Regions from separate parts of the Mus musculus genome. Here region 2 is linked to region 1. The links are chromatin contacts, found by Hi-C or POLR2A ChIA-PET in ENCODE. All regions are on one chromosome and are shown on one strand. The core of a region is the stretch at or near the end of the contact, and the rest is flanking DNA. Distances in the headings are between cores, read along the strand shown.

Evidence for each region. Hi-C counts contacts between places; a loop is a spot of excess contacts on that map. ChIA-PET counts read pairs that join two places held with the same protein, here RNA polymerase II (POLR2A).
Region 2: a map of gastrocnemius shows a loop between it and region 1 (7-fold over the local background). The contact joins the enhancer-like site here to the promoter of Hectd1 in region 1. A Hi-C loop is called at or near these places in 6 of 37 maps with a recorded cell type or tissue (T-helper 17 cell, T-helper 2 cell, gastrocnemius and 1 more). POLR2A ChIA-PET finds 5 or more read pairs at or near these places in 3 of 5 experiments (Patski and embryonic stem cell).

Annotation. Positions count from the first base shown.
Region 1 is chr12:51,827,719-51,831,894 of GRCm38, reverse strand. Hectd1 (HECT domain E3 ubiquitin protein ligase 1) reads left to right here and starts at 2,359. Exons shown (of 43, transcript NM_144788.2): 1 at 2,359-2,692. It overlaps Gm5785, which reads right to left and starts at 3,710. Exons shown (of 4, transcript XM_011244243.2): 1 at 3,627-3,710; 2 at 2,666-3,040; 3 at 1,340-2,605; 4 at 1-907. The coding sequence starts at 3,710. The coding sequence ends at 1,754.
Region 2 is chr12:51,863,842-51,868,017 of GRCm38, reverse strand. No RefSeq gene overlaps it. Among named protein-coding and RNA genes, the nearest start is that of Gm34894, 14 kb to the right of the region's middle. Within about 2 kb of position 2,162, at least 2 of the 3 ENCODE cell types and tissues checked have a DNase peak (open chromatin) inside an H3K27ac peak, as active enhancers do; they include gastrocnemius and heart, where a contact is called at or near this core.

The DNA.
Region 1 (4,176 bases), core at 1,110-3,609:
AAGTCTCGAGTGTTCCCTTCCTTCCCTCTGCCCTCTTTTCCCTTCTTCAGACACGGTCATTCTATGTATTCTAGGCTGGAACCCAGTTCATTATGTAGCTGAGGAAGTTCATTATGTAGCTGAGGAAGCTCTTGAACTGCTTCTTCTGCCTGTGATGGAAATTAAAAGTCTGTCCGTCTGTCCCACCAATCCCAGTTTTAGGGCCTGGTTCTATCCAGTCCTGGACAGAGAACCCAGGCTTTGTGTGTAGTAGGTAAGTACCCTACCAACTGAGCTGTTATCTATAGCTCTAGAGTATTATTTTAAAATTTCTTTTCCTCAAAGATTTATTTAAATTACTTTTACATTATGTGCACATGTGCATGCCTGTGTGTGGGTGAATGCATGTAAACGCAGGTGCTTGTAGAGGCCAGAGGCATCAGATGTGAGCTGCCTGATATGGGTACTGGGAACCAAACGCACAGACCACCAGTGAGTATCTTCAATTTCTCAAGGCCAGATAATGTTAAGCATCTTTCATATGCTTTCTCGCCAGCCACTGGGATGTCTTCTTGGTTAAATGTCTCCAGTCTTTTACAATTTCTAATTAAGGTTTTTTTCTTTTCTTTTTTCTTTTCTGAGACAGGGTTTCTCTGTGTAGCTCTGGCTGTCCTGGAACTCACTCTGTAGTCCAGGATGGCCTCAACTCAGAAGTCCACCTGCCTCTGCCTCCCAAGTGCTGGGATTAAAGGTGTGCGCCACCACTGCCTGGCAAGGTTTTTTCTTATTCTTGGGTTTGAAGAGTTTTTCATTTGTTCTGGCCACAGTCCTGTGGTAGCTACATTGTTAGAAAGTATTTTTCCTGTTGGGGAACTTTGGAAATTTCTGCATGAGCCGTTCATAGTCTGTGAAGGTAGATTCCAGGCATCTGTATATGAAGAAACACATTGTGTTACATCTAAACAACTTACTATTATTTAGCAGTAAGAATTAAATGGGCTCCCAAGCCAGGTGTTAGCATACTTGTTAGCATACTCAGGAAGGAAGCCCTCTTGTTAGCATACTCAGGAAGCTGAGGCAGGAGGATATTGACTTTAGGCCAGCCAGGGTTACATAAGCATACCCACTTCAAAACAACAAGAAAAACAAAAAGTAAAAAACAAAACCAAATAAAAAAATCCAGTACAACAAAACAAAACAAAACACAACACAACACCAAATAAATGAGCTACCAAGCTATAAAAACTCACAGAGGATCCTTAAAGAGTGTTAGTGAATAATTCCAACTAGAAACGATATTTTGGAAAGGGCAAAACCATAAACAAAGAGATCAGTGGGAACTCTCTGTCCTTAGCCCTACCTGGCCAGGAACACATGATACAGAACAGGGTAGCCATAACTTATTCTCTGTACTTTCTGTTCAATTTGCTGTGGATCTAAAACTCTTCTAATGAAAACTTTTCCGGGTGTCTCTAATGTGCCGCCAGGGTTGAAAACTACTAGCCTCGGTCTTTGCATACAGTTCTTTCCTAAAATTAGGTATCTACTGCTATTTTGTTGTTGTTGTTCAAAGGATGAGTTCAGTATGGAGTCTTTTTCTTCCTCTTTTTCTCTCCCTTGGCTGCTCCTTCTTCATCACCACCGTCGCCGCCCTGTAGCCCAGACAAGTCTCGACCTCATTTTGTAGCCAAGGATGACCTTGAACTCCAGCCTCCAGTTCTCTAGTGTCACGGTTACGTGAGGACTCCACTAGCAGCGGCTAGTATTTGATTTTTCAACGCCCATGAAATAAAAGTTTGACGGGAATAACTACGGAAGTACAAGTGACCACGAGCCGAAGGCAACTGTGTGGGAAGTCCTCGATGCTGGCTGCTTCCCGGGACTCCACGGTGGGCAGGCAGGAGGCACGAGTTCCCGCAGCCGTCCTGGTCCCATCTGCGCCGAGGCGATAACGCCCGGCTGCGCAGCGCTCGCCGAGTTCCCAGGCTCGCTGGGAAGCGTTCTGGTAAACCGCTGGCTTTAAAAGTCCGGAGGAGGGGGTGACCCGGGCACGCCGAGCGCCTGCGAGACGGTGGCCTCCGTTCCGCAGGACTCCGGAGCGGCTCGCGCCGGGCGAGACGGGCGGAGCGTGCGCGGAGCAGCTGCTGGCGGCGCGCGCGGATTGACAGCGCGGCGACTCGGGCGCCGGGAGGCCGGGCTGAGGAGAGCCGTAGCCGACCGCCGAAGGAGCCCGGCGCCCCCCGTCGTCGCCCCGTGCCGCGGGGTCCGGCCTCCGCAGCGCCCCAGGTGGCCGCGGGCAGGGCGGCCGGGAGGCGTTCGCTCCGCCTCCGCCGGCGCGGCCTTCACCAGCCTCCCCGCCCGGCGCTCGGCCGACCCTTCTCCTGCCCCCGCCCGGCTGGCGATGGACGCGGCGTCTCCCCGCTGCCGCCGACGGCCCCGCGCGGACCTGGCTCTGAACCGCAGGGTCTGAGGAGCCGCGTGCTGGGGTCGGGACCCGCGCTGGCTGCCGCCGCTCGGGGGAGCCTCTCGCTTCCTTGTCACCGGGTCCCCGCGGAGGAAGGGGAGGGACGAGACACGGCTTTTCCTGTGCCGCCTGCCTGGCTCGACCTGCGCGGCCTGCGGTTTCCTAGGAACTCGAGGGCCGCGGCCGGGCCAGGCTCTGCCCGCGGCCTGCTTGGAGCTGGACCGGAGCTGTTTGGTACGGCGAGCCAGGGTAAGAGCCTGCGGTCAGGGTAGGCGGGGGCGCTAGGCGCTGTCGGCAGGCTGGGCCTGCGCGAGGATCCGGGCCGCCGAGTCCAGCGGCGGGCGCGGAGCTGGACCCCAGCGCGGTGAGGTCGGTCTTCCGCCGTCGCCTCTGCGTATCGGGCCCTTTGTTCCCCTCTCCGGGCCTTACGGGGCTTGGCTTGTTGGCTTCGGAGCTCCGGCTACGCGCTCCTTGTCCTTGGTAAGGCTCAGCCGCCCGGCGGGGACCGGGGACGTCCCGCTGGGCCTCCGAGTTCCGGGAGACCCGCACCCCAGCCGCTCGGCGGCTTCCTCTTGAGCTCGCAGGTTTGCTGCTTCTCTAGAACTTCGCCCTCCGCCCGGAGGCAGGTAGCTAACTTAGCCAGGTTGGCTGTCAGCGTCGCGGCTCCGGCCTTGATCAGGCCGAGGACGATGGGGCAGCCCCGCCGGGCGCGGCCGATGGGTGCCCACCGCGACCCGCCTCTAGGTTCCCACACCGGCAGGTGGATTGCGTGGGACGCAACGCTGTCCTTTGGTCGGGCATCTAGAAGCTTTTGTAATGACTTGCCTGCCTAGACTACTTCTCAAAAAATTTTTTACATAAAAACTAACTGCCCCATCCTATGGGAGAAAGAATGTCTGCCTGTCTGTCCGTCTGCCTGGGGGGGGGTGGTAACCTGTTAGTTGTATTTACTTTAGCATCAAGCCCCCCCCCCAAAAAAAAAAAAGTTTTAAGAACATTTGCCTAGATTACCAGAAGTTCTTATCAGTATTTACTTCCGCATAGGTAGATTTCATATCTAATTACTGTTTGTATTTGGGCATATTTTAGGAGTAAGTTTGAGAATTCAAAACTCGTGAGAAGGGAAATTCAATCCGAAGAAGAATTGGATTGGAAAGTGGTCTTTAAAACTACTGGATCTGACCCGTATCTGAAGCTCCGATTTTTGGTGGAGTTTGGGGGGAGGTTGCAGGAAGAAGTTGACTGGTAAAAGAACTTTTTTGTACATGTTTTTTGCCTTTTGGCACAGACATTGGTGATAACAGTACTGGGATCCAAAACTTGTTTCATAGTGTTTGACCAAGACAGCTCTGGTTTCTAGTTAACTAGCAACCTAATCAGCATATATTCATTCCAGTGTTAAACTGTTTTGCCTTGAGGGTTTTTGCATTAAGCCCAGGAAGTAGACTGCTGCATATGTAGCATACTTTTTGAAGTAATACTTTGCAGTTTGGAAAGTTTTTTTTTGTTGTTTTGTTTTTGTTTTTTCAAGACAGAGTTTCTCTGTATAGCCCTGGCTGTACTGGAAATCAGCTTTGTAGACCAGGCTGGCCTTGAACTCAGAAATCTGCCTGCCTCTGCCTCCCTAGCGCTGGGATTAAAGGAGTGTGCCACCATGCCCGGCTGGAAAGTTTTTTTTTTTAAAGCATATATATTTGCTTATTTTGTGTGTGTGCAAGTATGTGTGCGTGTGC
Region 2 (4,176 bases), core at 913-3,412, 36 kb before region 1:
GGGAGGAGGAGGGGAGGAGGGTGAAAAGGAGGAGGAGAAGGGGAAGAGGGAGAGGAGGGGGAGGAGGAGGAGGGAGAGGAGGAGGAGGGGAGGGGGAGGGAGAGGGGGGTAGTAGTCATCTCATCAGTGGCTAGCTAAGTATAAGTAGGCCCGACAGTTTGCCAGCAAGCAGCATCCTCTTCGGTTTCTCCTGTACTTTGGCTGTGAACCGAATTCCTTGGTTTCAGGTAATGTGTGGAATAGCAAGCAGGCCTGCCTTCATGTTCCTGCCTTGGCTTCCCTCCTTGGTGGACTGTGAGCTAGGACTGTAAATTGAAATCAGCCCTTTCCTCCCCTCATCATGGTGTTTCATCACAGCAACAGAATGAAACTACAACAGTGGTTGAGCCCTTGCCCCGCTCAACCTTCAGTGCCAGATAGATAAATAAGTAATACAAGTGAAACCCCTGACCAAGACCCTGCCAAGATCATCAGAAGCAAGAACAGTCAGTAACCTGGAGATGTGCTGCATCCAGGAGATGCCAGAGGAGACACAATGGCTAGACGTGATATGGCACGCTCAGTGGAATAGGGGCAGAATCGGGACAGTGACTGACAACTGAAGGATCTGACAAAGTGTGAGCACTGGTCCAGAGGTGGTGAGGGCACAATAATAGCGTGAGGCTGGCAGTAGGGGAAGCAGGCCTGTGGCATATGAAAAAGCACATCCTCTTCACAACGTTTTTCTTTCTTTTTCATCAGCACTAAGGAGGTAAGGTGGTGGCACGCACATGCTGGCAAATGCTCCGCCACTGAGCTATATCTCAGCCCTTTTCTTTTTGAGAAAGAGTCTCCTTAAGTTGCTCAGGCTGGCCTTGAATTTAGACTCATCCTTCCCTGTGACTCTGGAGTAACTGGAATTATAGGAGTGTGCTAGCTCAGCACACAGGTTCCGTTCTGCTGCCCTTTCTCTCTCTGTTTGTTTCCCATATGTCTTTCTCGACAGATGGGGCATGCTAAGCGAGTGTACTGCCTCTGAGCTACACCCCAGACCCCATTTACTTGTGATTGATAGGTAGTCCCAATCTCACTTATTTTTTTTTTTTTATTTTTTTTTTATGCTGCTGTTTGCTTTTTGAGGCAAAATCTCGTGTATCCCACGCTAGCCTCAAGTTTTCTGAGGAGGACTTTGGATCTTCTGCTTCCATCCCGTAGCACCGGGAGTACAACTCCACAACTCCATTCTTTTAAGTAATGTCCTGAAGTCAGTGCCCAGCCCGGGCATCAACCCAAAGCAGAAATGCTGCCTTCTAAGCTGGCTGATTGACATCATCCCAGGCATGTACAAAGTAGGTCACTTCAGTCACTGTCTACCTGCATTTTCAGAGATTAGTCAGAACGGGTAACCTGTTTCAGGTCAGCAGCAGGAAAAGGCGGTGTGGGATGGAAACGGAGGTACCCAAGTTCCCCTTGAGGAGTAACACCCAAAACAAGTGTCACAACATCTTAGTCACTCCCACTGTGTTTACGCCACCCCCTTTAGATGTGTCACTTCCTTGGGCTTCCTCCCAAATATAAGAGAGCAACTGCCAAAGCACTATAAAAAGTTTGTTCCTGACCCCCAGTTGCCAATAGACGTCCTCCAGCTTTAATCCTCAGCAGATCACATTTCTGATGTTCCCTCGTGCACACGGCAACCAGGGCCCCTCCAGGCAAGCAGACAGAACACACACACACACACACACACACACACAGCATCAGAGAGACACGGTGGCACTCAATTAAGGATAGTAAAGAGCTGCACCTAACAGGCTTACCATCCCTAGGAATCTGTGCTACCTTAGGAAAACTCTGTGTCCAAGGAACACAGAGCAAGGAAAACAGCAGCCCTCAGATCTAGATAGACAGTACTGCTGAGTTCCTTAGCAGACCTCAGAACACACATACACATGAATGTCAGGTGACACCATTTTCCATTACATGGTCATTACCACATGGGGTGTCTCCATGGTTACCTTTCTTCTCCTGTCAGGAGGACTATAATGCTTTTCTGTTGACCATGGTTTTCCTCTGAGGACAGGGAAATAATACTTCCTTGCCTCTGGTGTTTACACCCTGTGCGGTATTTCTCTGTGTTCTCTGCAGGGCGGCCTCTCAGTCCTTGCACAATCCGGTTTGCTTACCCACTGCTGACACTGCTCACGGAGCTCCCTGCTCCCTGTTCACACTATGTTGTTCAGACTCCAGAAACAGAGACTTGATCTCACTATTGATTAATGGCTATCTGGGTGGGACATACTGCTAATTAGGAAGGAGCGTATCTGTGACAAACAAGTCCCTGTATTTAGAAAACAGGCAGGACAGAGCCATGGACACCTGTTCTGTACTGTCCCCACAGGAATAAAAGAACATTCCGGCATTACAAAGAACACGAACCCTACCACCCTGGGATCTGGCCTAGGTCTGTCGATGACAAATTGTGGTAGCTTGGGCAAGCAAGCCTCCTGGCTTTTGGTTTCTTCTCTGCAGAAGAGCTGAAAGCTGACCAATCATTTCAGGTTCCCAAGGCTCCTAATTTTAGCACTAGGGGGTTCGTGTGTTCCGGGGATCTTCTCAATCGCAGCTAATCTTGCTCTGGGAAGTTTGTATATTGGGTGTCAGACAAGCAGAGAGTTTCTGTTTCTGATTTTTATGAGGCTAAACCTTAGATGCTTCTCAAAGTGCACTATACAAGCCATTAAGAGGTGGACTGAGTCACAGGATGTTTGGTGGGTGTATGCAAAAAACGTGCAAGATGTCCTGCCTCCTGACCTCTGACTCACCCAGGGCAGGAGAGCATTCTTAATGTCTCACAGGAAGAGATCAGTAGAGAATGAAATACTCGGACAAAAAGTGCCCTCTGGTTTCCCAATATAAAAGAAGCTCAGAAAACAATTGACTAATATGTTTGTGATGAATGCTGTGGCTGCCAGACTCCTTGCAAGTGATCTTGTAAGCTCTGATGCTCCATCTCCAACTGACTGGTCTCTTGGCTTCCACCCCCAAGAAGCCACTCCCCACCCCCCACACTCACCCTACACACACTTAAACCTCAAATAGCTTGGTAGTTAGGTCTAGCATCCCCAGATACAGATGTATTCCAGCAGTTAGGTCTCCAACCCAGGACACATGGCTGAGGTGCCCATACCAAAGCTGATGCTAGCCCAGCATCCTGCAGTCCCTACCTGCTATAGGATCCTTCTGGCTGGCATACCTTGCTCCCTACCCTAAATTTCTCCAGCCCAGGGAAAGAGCTGCCCTTCCCTATAATCCAGCCATTTTGGTTACCTGACCTTCAGGTCTAATCTTTTCTCCCTTGGTCAGTCTCTTGGCCCAGGCTGCCCCTCGTGGTTCGAAGCTCCCCTCCCCTCCCCCATCTCCTCATATGGCCAGGCTCAGCTTGGCCATGTTCATCCTGGACTCTCCCAGATGTCCCTACCTCTGGCTATGCTCTCCCACAATCTATAATAAACCTCCTCCATCATATCTAGGAGCAGTCATAGCCTTGCCTTTTTTATTTCTTGTTTTCATGCATCTGGTCTGGAACAAATAGCTAATGAGTACAAGAGCTTTCTAATGGAAACCTGAAGAGACCGGCAAGTGAGTATCCAACTCAGTGTTGATTTCTGCTTCTGTTGTCCTGTTGACAAGACCTTCAGTCAAAAGCTCTTTGGGTGCCTTGAATCAAGGGGAAAGACATGAAGTCAGGTTTTGAGGAGATTTTCCATGCTGCTAAAGCTACCACATAGGTGCCAGCTGGCCCTTGGCTGACTGAAGGAAACGCAGCTCGCCGCACATTCATATTTAATTTAGAAGCAAACTGCATAATCTTTTTTTTTTTTCATTTGCTTTGTGCCTGATTTAATTTTGGCTTTCTGCTTAAGTCAACTCCTATTCCAATCTCACCTCATAGAATAAATCTGGCCCAATTGGCTCCTCAGAAGGTCCTTGAGCAGCTGGATCCAAACCAGCCCCAGGGTTATTGAGCAGTGATAGAGTGAGTCCTCATGGAGAAAGTCAAAGGAGTGAGTCGAACACCAGCTATTTAAGGAACCAAGTAGCAAATCGAAGGACTTCTTGTAACTCAGCAAATTAAAGTACAGTCTTGATCAATCTGAAATATGGGGGGGGGGGGGGGGGAGCAGCCAGTCAAACTGG